Linked DNA regions of Homo sapiens: region 2 is linked to region 1. The links are chromatin contacts, found by Hi-C or POLR2A ChIA-PET in ENCODE. All regions are on one chromosome and are shown on one strand. Each heading gives the region's core, a stretch centred on a gene start or an enhancer-like site at or near the end of the contact. The rest is flanking DNA. Distances are from core to core; before and after follow the strand shown.

Evidence for each region. A loop is a pair of places that touch in the nucleus more often than their neighbours do. ChIA-PET counts read pairs that join two places held with the same protein, here RNA polymerase II (POLR2A). Pooled maps may share reads with other maps.
Region 2: a map of heart right ventricle shows a loop between it and region 1 (5-fold over the local background). The contact joins two enhancer-like sites. A Hi-C loop is called at or near these places in 3 of 168 maps with a recorded cell type or tissue (A673, endothelial cell of umbilical vein and heart right ventricle) and 1 of 50 pooled maps. POLR2A ChIA-PET finds 5 or more read pairs at or near these places in 1 of 52 experiments (AG04450).

What each region holds. Positions count from the first base shown.
Region 1 is chr11:130,736,597-130,740,374 of GRCh38, reverse strand. It overlaps LOC105369575 (a long non-coding RNA gene), which reads right to left. Exons shown (of 4, transcript XR_007062954.1): 4 at 994-3,778. Among named protein-coding and RNA genes, the nearest start is that of LINC02873, 66 kb to the right of the region's middle. Within about 2 kb of position 1,579, at least 8 of the 41 ENCODE cell types and tissues checked have a DNase peak (open chromatin) inside an H3K27ac peak, as active enhancers do; they include heart right ventricle, where a contact is called at or near this core.
Region 2 is chr11:130,772,258-130,776,370 of GRCh38, reverse strand. It overlaps LOC105369576 (a long non-coding RNA gene), which reads left to right. Exons shown (of 4, transcript XR_948197.4): 4 at 3,268-4,113. Among named protein-coding and RNA genes, the nearest start is that of LINC02551, 88 kb to the left of the region's middle. Within about 2 kb of position 1,440, at least 4 of the 41 ENCODE cell types and tissues checked have a DNase peak (open chromatin) inside an H3K27ac peak, as active enhancers do; they include heart right ventricle, where a contact is called at or near this core.

The sequences.
Region 1 (3,778 bases), core at 330-2,829:
GATAAATGGAACCACTAACCACTGTCTTAACTGACAGCTATGGAATACTCCATCCAGCAATAGCAGAACACAAATTCTTTTCAAATGCAGACACAACATTCACAAAGAAAGATCATATCTGGGTCAAAAAATAAGGCTCAATAAATTTAAAGGACTTTAAATCATACAAAGCATGTTTTCTGATCATAACAAAATTAAAATAGAAATCAATAACGAAGTATTTGTTTTCTGTTTTCTATTGTTAAATTCTCAAACTTAATCACAAGAAAAATTAGAAAATAGTTTGAACCAAAGCAAAAATAAAAACCTAACATATCAAAATGTGTGTGTTGTTGCCAAAACAGTACTTAGAGTAAAATTCACACTTTTATATATTTGTGTTTGAAAGAGAAGACATATCTCAAATCAATGATCTAAGTTTCCACCTTAAACTAGGAAAGAAGGAGCAAATTAAACACAAAGCATATCTGCAAATTATACCTCAATAAGCTCGACTTTTAAATGATCATATTCTTTGTCCATTTTGCCTTAATAGTTTATATATTAGCTTGTTGTTTTCTGTTGCTTCTATTTTCTTCATGCTGTAGACTCTGTTTTAAATAATATTCTACATTGTCTATGTGGAAAGGCATAATGCGTCAGATGAGACCCTTGTTCTCCTCATGTCTTCAGCGTCATTGACAAAGTAGATAATAACACACAAAGCATGTAAAGAATTTCTGAATTTTATGGTACAAATTATGGTAGTGAATGACCATGTATTAAGCCCTTACCACTTGCCAGTCCTTGCATGTTTGTTGTTTTATTTAATATCTAGGCTGCAGAGAAACCTTATGGGATTTTGATGGTTTAATTTATGATCACAAGAAACTGCCATTTAAACATTCACCTTCTACAGAATTGTTGGGTTCGGTTTATTTTCTCTGTAATAAATGAGAATTTATTTTCATCATGCAAGAACCATCATGAAAAAGCTTCTCATAACTCTTGGGGTGCATGAGATCAACTTGCTTTAATGAATTATGAGATCAAGCAGAATCAGTTTTGAAAATAGCAAAGACATTTAGAGAAGTAGTAAGATGCAGAACAGGGACGGAATTTATGCCACACTCCACGCAAAACAAACTCGGCCACTACTCCTGTGGTCAGGAATCAATATTTCTCATCAGTTCCAAAGTAATGAATGTCTCTTCTCACCTCATGCTCATTGACCTTCATCTGTGGTGAGAACTTTCTTACTGTGAGACTCCAGTTTCCCTTTCTTTGGTTCTGTTTGGGCGACTGCTACCTGGTTTCAACAGTAACCTCCTAGAAAACAGATTGGGTGCTCACCCCAACGTTAATAAATATCATCAGAATAACGAAGGGGAGTAATTTGTCTACTGATGAACTGATTAGAGAAGACGTCACCACTGTCGTGGCTCTTTCCCCAAATTATAGCTAGGTTTAGGAATTATTTTTTCAAAGGGCTACTCTGAATTATGGGGCTGTAATTCCATCCTGAAGGCTATTTGTGGGTCATGCTTCACTTCTTGTGGTTTATGACTTCAACCCCAGCCCTCGATGGAATTATAACCCAACAGTCACAGAGACTGCTATTTATCATCTGTTTATTTTACAACAAAGCATCAAGTATATTTTGGTTTTATGCTCATGGAGAACACAAGAAGGAGAAGGAGGCAGAGGAAGAGGAGGAAGAGATAGAATAGTTTACCCAAAGCTAAAGCCATGTCTCCCCAGCTATAAAAACTGAATATCAGACAACGGTCCAGACATGTTACCTCCACGATGTTAGCAAACATCTGGAAGAATCTTCTATTTGTTACCATGGAAATAAAGTGCCCAAATGATTGTCCTGTGTCTTTTCTCAGCTGGATATTACCGCAGTAGAGCTTAGATTATGGAACTGAGGGGAAGCCATCGTTCTCTTCCTTTCCTTCTTTTGTCCACCCTGTGCCGATAACAAGCTCTCTGGCAGGAGTTGCGAACAGCTGTATCAGAGATCAGGCGGGGTCACTGCACGCTCAGGCAGGCCGCGTGGATTTGTCTGCTGGTCCCTGCAGTGTGCTGGGCGGGACACTCCTTGATCTCTCCATGCTGTCACCGGGTTCTGCAGTACAGTTGGCTCTGAGCCTTTGCAAACATTCTAATTTGATGCATAATTAATATAACAGTGATTCAAGGCCTAGAGGCTTCTGGGACTAATTAGTGACCCGAATCTCCATGGTAGCGCTGCATTCCATTCTTATCAGTGCCGGGAAGAGCTGCACTCTTAGAAATAATCAGTCTCCCACTTATTACTGTGACACAGCCAAGAGGCAAAGATCATCTTTCCATCCAGTGTGCAAAAATTCCATCAGTGTGTAATCACTTCCCAGGAGGACTGAACTTCCCCTGGAAGAGTCTCACTGAATTAGTCCCTCAAGAACATTTACGTTTCCATATGGGCCTGGGGGGATCTTATTGCAGGTGAAGAAATAAAGACAGTCAGCAAGGGCTTGCTGAGCATCCGCAGAATGAACAACATTGTTCCAGGGGCTCGGAGCTGATTCACAGGAAAATAAAAGACTCAGCTTTCTTTTCAAAGCCTTTGCCATGCAATAACGAAACATATAGTAAGAATGAATGACTTGTTACTCCCATTTCTAACATGGTCCCCCACTGTGTCTCTGCAGGCGCATGGCTCCAAGTGTCTCAGTCATCTCTGCAGAGAACCTATTCAAAGTCTAAGTGAGTTCACCCCAGGAAGGAAGTGGCATTGTAGTGGTGCTGCACCCATCTCCCTTCCCTTCTCACTTCCTGTTGCTCCTCAGCCCCCTCAACAGCCACCTTATTTCCAGCTCACTTGCTCAGGCCCCGCAGGATCTAGACAAGCAGCAGCAAACTATGGACTGTGGCCCCAGCCCAGCACAACAGTCCATTTAATTCAGGTATATATCATCCATGGCTACTTTCACACTACAATGGCAGAGTTGAACAAATGTGACAAAGACTGGATGACCCACAATTCTAAAGGATATACTACTTGGCCCTTTGCTGAAAGAGTTTGCAAACCCCCAGTTTAGACCATCAAACACCACCCAGCAGGTGGGGGATCTCAGCTTCAAGTCTTAGATTTTTATAATTCCTTTTGAAGGAGTGGCCACCCCATGAACAATTCCTTCAACAGAATGCATCACTTCCAGCCTCTGCTCATGATCACCCAGACTATGTGCCCATTCTTGACCTTCTCGGAGAGGCTCATTCATAGTTCTCAAGCTTTTATTTAATGAGCATCTGCATGGTACTTGCCACACGCAAGGCACTCCTTTAAACACTAAAATTAACTCATTTTGTTCTTTCAATCACCCCATGAGGTGAATATTATTATTATTAATATCTCCATTTCAGAGATGAGGAAACTAAGGCATGAACAGGTTAAGTTGCCCAGGGTTATATAACTAGTAAGTCACAGAGCCAGGATTTGAACCCAACAGTTTTGCTCTTCAGTCTACATTCTTATTTTTGTCAATACAAACTTGTCTACACAGTATCCTAGGGGAATGTAGGAGGGTCACCTGCCTAGCTATTAGCAACTGGAAAATTCTCATAGAGCATCTAATTTAAAATATATGTGAGTATTGCATCAACTGCATAATAAATATTGATTGTTTTATTGCAAAACAGTCCTAAATTACTTGTTGTGATGATGTACCATACTTATTCTACATCTTCTAGGACCCAAAGGCACACTACTAGACACCCCTGGGGTACAGGGGTGTACCCTCTTTGGTACTCT
Region 2 (4,113 bases), core at 191-2,690, 36 kb before region 1:
CAAGGTCCTGCACAGCATGATCTTAATGTGTTTTTGTGATCATATCTCTTCATTCTTCCCAATGCATACTCTGTGCTCCATCAAAGAATAGGGCTCTCTCATCTGGAAAACCCCATGTTCATGCCTTTGCTGTTGATATTTCTTCCTTCTGGAATGCATTCCACCCCAGGCTTTTCTCATTTAGAGACCCTGTTCAGATGCTACTTCTATGAATATTTCCCTGACCTTTAAACTTTTGCCAACATTTGTAAAGAACAAAATATGTGCAAAGCACTAGGCTAAGCACTGAGAAGGACACTGATGGGAATGAGTCTCAGTTTCTACCCTGTAATAGACCAAAACTCTATTATGAAGGAATCAATGCTTCTCAAAAGGTGGCTCACCCACTCCCTACATAAAAGGGTTCAGATTCCAAGGCCACACCCCAAACCCACTGCATGAGAATCTCCGTTTTGGAACTCAGAAATGTGCATTTTTGACAAGTTTCTCAGTGACCTTTATGCCACGGGGAGAATATTTTCCTTCCTTCCTGATATGGTAGTTGTTAAGAGACAGTTAAGACTAAGTGAGATACTGCTTTGAAAGCAGCAGGGCACCATTTCAAAGGCCTGTGGTGGGCCTCTCTTTACCAAAGTGTGTCATTCATTGCTGTCCTGTTCAAAAATCCTATACTTTGTGTCCTTGACTTTAAGCTCATTCCTGTCCCACCCTAGAAGAGGCACACCTGATTTTTAGGCGATTCCCACTGACTGTGCGATACAGAGGCGCATGCAAGCATCAGGTATTACTCATATCGTTACTGTAAACTCCACCCAGAGTCTGGAATCTGGTGTTACTCCAGTTCCTTACATCACCACCAACTGTGATGAGGAGCCAGAAAAAGTAGGAAGCATCTGGAGGTCAAAATCAGAGCTGGCCCTGGGCAAGGTATTGAAGGGAGTGAGTTCTGTCTGTGGTGTCTCCTGCCTCTCCTTTTCCTGCTTTTCTCTATTCCTCATCCCCACCTGGGGGGCCTTCTTTAGCCAAGACACCTTCCCTGGTCAGCAAAAAAGAACTGATGGATGTTGAGGACTTAATAGTTCGCCTTCTCAGATTTTTGTTAAAAAGAGATAGAAGGTGAGGCAGTGCTAACTCAAGGAGTGAATAACCAGTGGTGGAACCGTGGACCACATGACAAGCAAGCAAGTGATACTTTTCAGTGGAGGAATTTTTTATGTCCCCTGCCATGTTCCACACAGGTGGCTCCCTATGACTGCAGATTTTCCTAGGGCCAACCATGGTGACTAGGAGCATTGACTCATCACTCTGGGTACCCAGAGGACATCATCCAATGGCCAAACTACCAGAACTCATTAGAAGCCAGAAAAGAGAAAGACCCTAGTATAGTTACCATGAGTGGATCCCAGGCTGTGGCTAATTTGGGCTTGGGAAACTTTCTGAGCTGGCCTTGCTCCAAGGCCACCGAGCACTGCAGTGAATCCTCCAGGACTTGGATGGCATCCAGAATCCTCTCCAACATGGGCCAATCGCCTGTTTCTAGGCACAGCCACCTCCACCCATATCCTGATGGGACACAGTGGAGGAAAGGTCATGTGGAAAAGGGAGGTAGGTTTACACAACAGAAAGAATCCTGAGCTGACGTTCAGGGAAACCTGGGGTCCAGACCCACGGCTACTATTAATAAATGGGGGCACCATAGGTGGTGGCTTACTCAGCCAGAGGCTCCATTTCCTTAGATTAGATGCCTTGAATTTAAGAGTTATTCCAGTTCTGAGGATTAATTATCCTATGTACCAAAATAAAAGACAGAACTTTACAGATTCACGGTGATGAGGAGATATGGATTGTTATGGGACCGGAAAGTCAGGATTTATGAGGATTTATGCAAGATTTTGTGTTTTTTCTGCTCAAAGTGTACTCCCTGGAACTGGTAGCATTGGCTTTCTCAGAACTGGTGCAGATTCCCAGACCCCACCTACTGAATCAAGAGTCCACGTTTCAACAAGATGTCCAAGTGATTCAATTGCACATTACAGTTTGAAAAGGCCCCGTTTAATGTGTATAGCACCCGAGTATCACAGTGCCTTAAAGCTTGTGTTTGCTCCTCATGACCCAAGAATAAGCCCAAACTCCAAAATAAAGTTTGAAGGCCTCTGCACTTCGGTCTCTGCCTCCCTCTCCATCTTTGTCTCCTAGGAGTTCTCCCTTTGATCTCTCTACTGCAGCCATGAGGGCTTCTTTTGCTGCATTGAGCAGGCCACATAAACATCAGTGTGAAATTTCCTTGGCCTGGAATATTCTCCACAAAATCATCCCCTTTTGTTGACTCCTCTGTTATTCCTGCAACAAATATTTAGGGAGAATTTCCTGTGCCAGGCACTATTCTGGGAATGCATCTTGGAGCTGACCCCCTAAGTCTTTCAAGTTTCAACTTAAACTTATCACTCCATGGGAGGTTTTCCTGACCCCAGAGAAGTTTAAATCCCTGTGCTGTATACCCAAAGCCAGCTGCACACCTCCTTTTGCAACACATTGTATTTTACTGTAGTTCTGGTTTAACATCTTTTCTTCACGTTGCACTGAAACCCCATGAGGACAGCCCTGTATCCTGCAATACCCAACTTACCAGCTGGCACAAAGAAGTGCTTTGTGCATATTTATTGATAGGTGAAAGGGTTTCCAAGGCAGGAGGGCCATGGCCAAGATACGAAGAAGGAATCATTGAAGTGACAATGGAATTCTCTGGCTCTCATCACAGACACAAGAGAATAGCCTTTACACATGACTCTTATTTATTTGATCTAAACTTCCAAAGAGATTATCTATGCTCACATTGTGTGGCCTTTGGATAAAGAAAGTCTGAATTGGCATTCACAGAGGAATTCCTCTCTGCTCAGATCTGACTGTGATCTAGGCCTCCCTCTCCCTTCCAATGAGAAAACTTCTGAGACTGTGGGGTGGAGTCGTGAGGGGCGTCCAGCTGGGGTCAGGATCACATGCTCCTGACCTTGGGTCCTGGAGGGAGGTACTGCCGCTTGCTTCTGAAGGCCAGGTGGTGGAAGCCAGCCTCAGATGTGTGTGACACAAGCTAGTCCCTGCAGAAGAGCAGAAGGCTAGGGCAGGAGCAAATGTGCAAAGATAGAAGTTCAGGGATTTGGAAAATCAGATTTTACTTAGGGACAGTGGAACATTAAGGGTTATTTTTAAATTGATGAATGGGGACAGTCAATAAATGAGAGGATGCTCCCTTTCTCTCTCCCTTTGCAGGTGGCTACAGGGCAAGGAGCCATGGAAACTGAAGGAAACTTGGACTGGACATCAGAGACCATAGGAGCTGACCTGTAGAGCCCCTTGACTTTACCGGTTAGGTTCAAAAGCTAACCACCAAATACTAGGGCTAGTGCTTCTTTCAGTGTGCTACCCTCCTCTCTTCTTTCTTCATCAGTCCTGAGGCAAGCAGGCCCACGCTGCTAATCCCAAGTTGACCCAGGAGTACACTAAGGCTTGGACAGTTTAGTTGATCTACCCAAGAACACAGGAACACTCCTGACTTCCAGCCCAGTGTGGTTTCCATTAGACATTCTTGCCATGGCATGAAAACCACAATGAGGTCAGGCAGATAGCTCTGCAACCTGGAACTCTGAGTGAAATCGGTTATGACTGCAGCTGACATACACGGCCCCATACAGCCCAGCAAGGAAGGGGGCAAAGGTCACACCAAGTCAGGACAGAGGCTGTGCCTCTGCTGTGTTCAGGAAACCTTGAGACAAATTTCTTCTCCAATAACAACTCCCTGATGTAAACTAACCAAAAGAAAGCAAACCCAAGTTTCTGCATATTTTAATTGTTTTGTATGATTTTTGCTGGTCTTAGAGTGCTTGTGAGTCAGAAGCAATTTCAGGAAATGCTGCCCATGTCACCAGCTGGAATCCAGGCTCCTGTTCTGCAAGAGCTTTCAGATGCAGGCACATGTTTGAGCATGCGTGCACACACACACACACACACACACACACACACACAAGCTCTCACACATGCCTACACTCACATTCACAAACTGGCACATTCACATACACTCACAGGCATACACACACACGTAAACTCATATACACATAC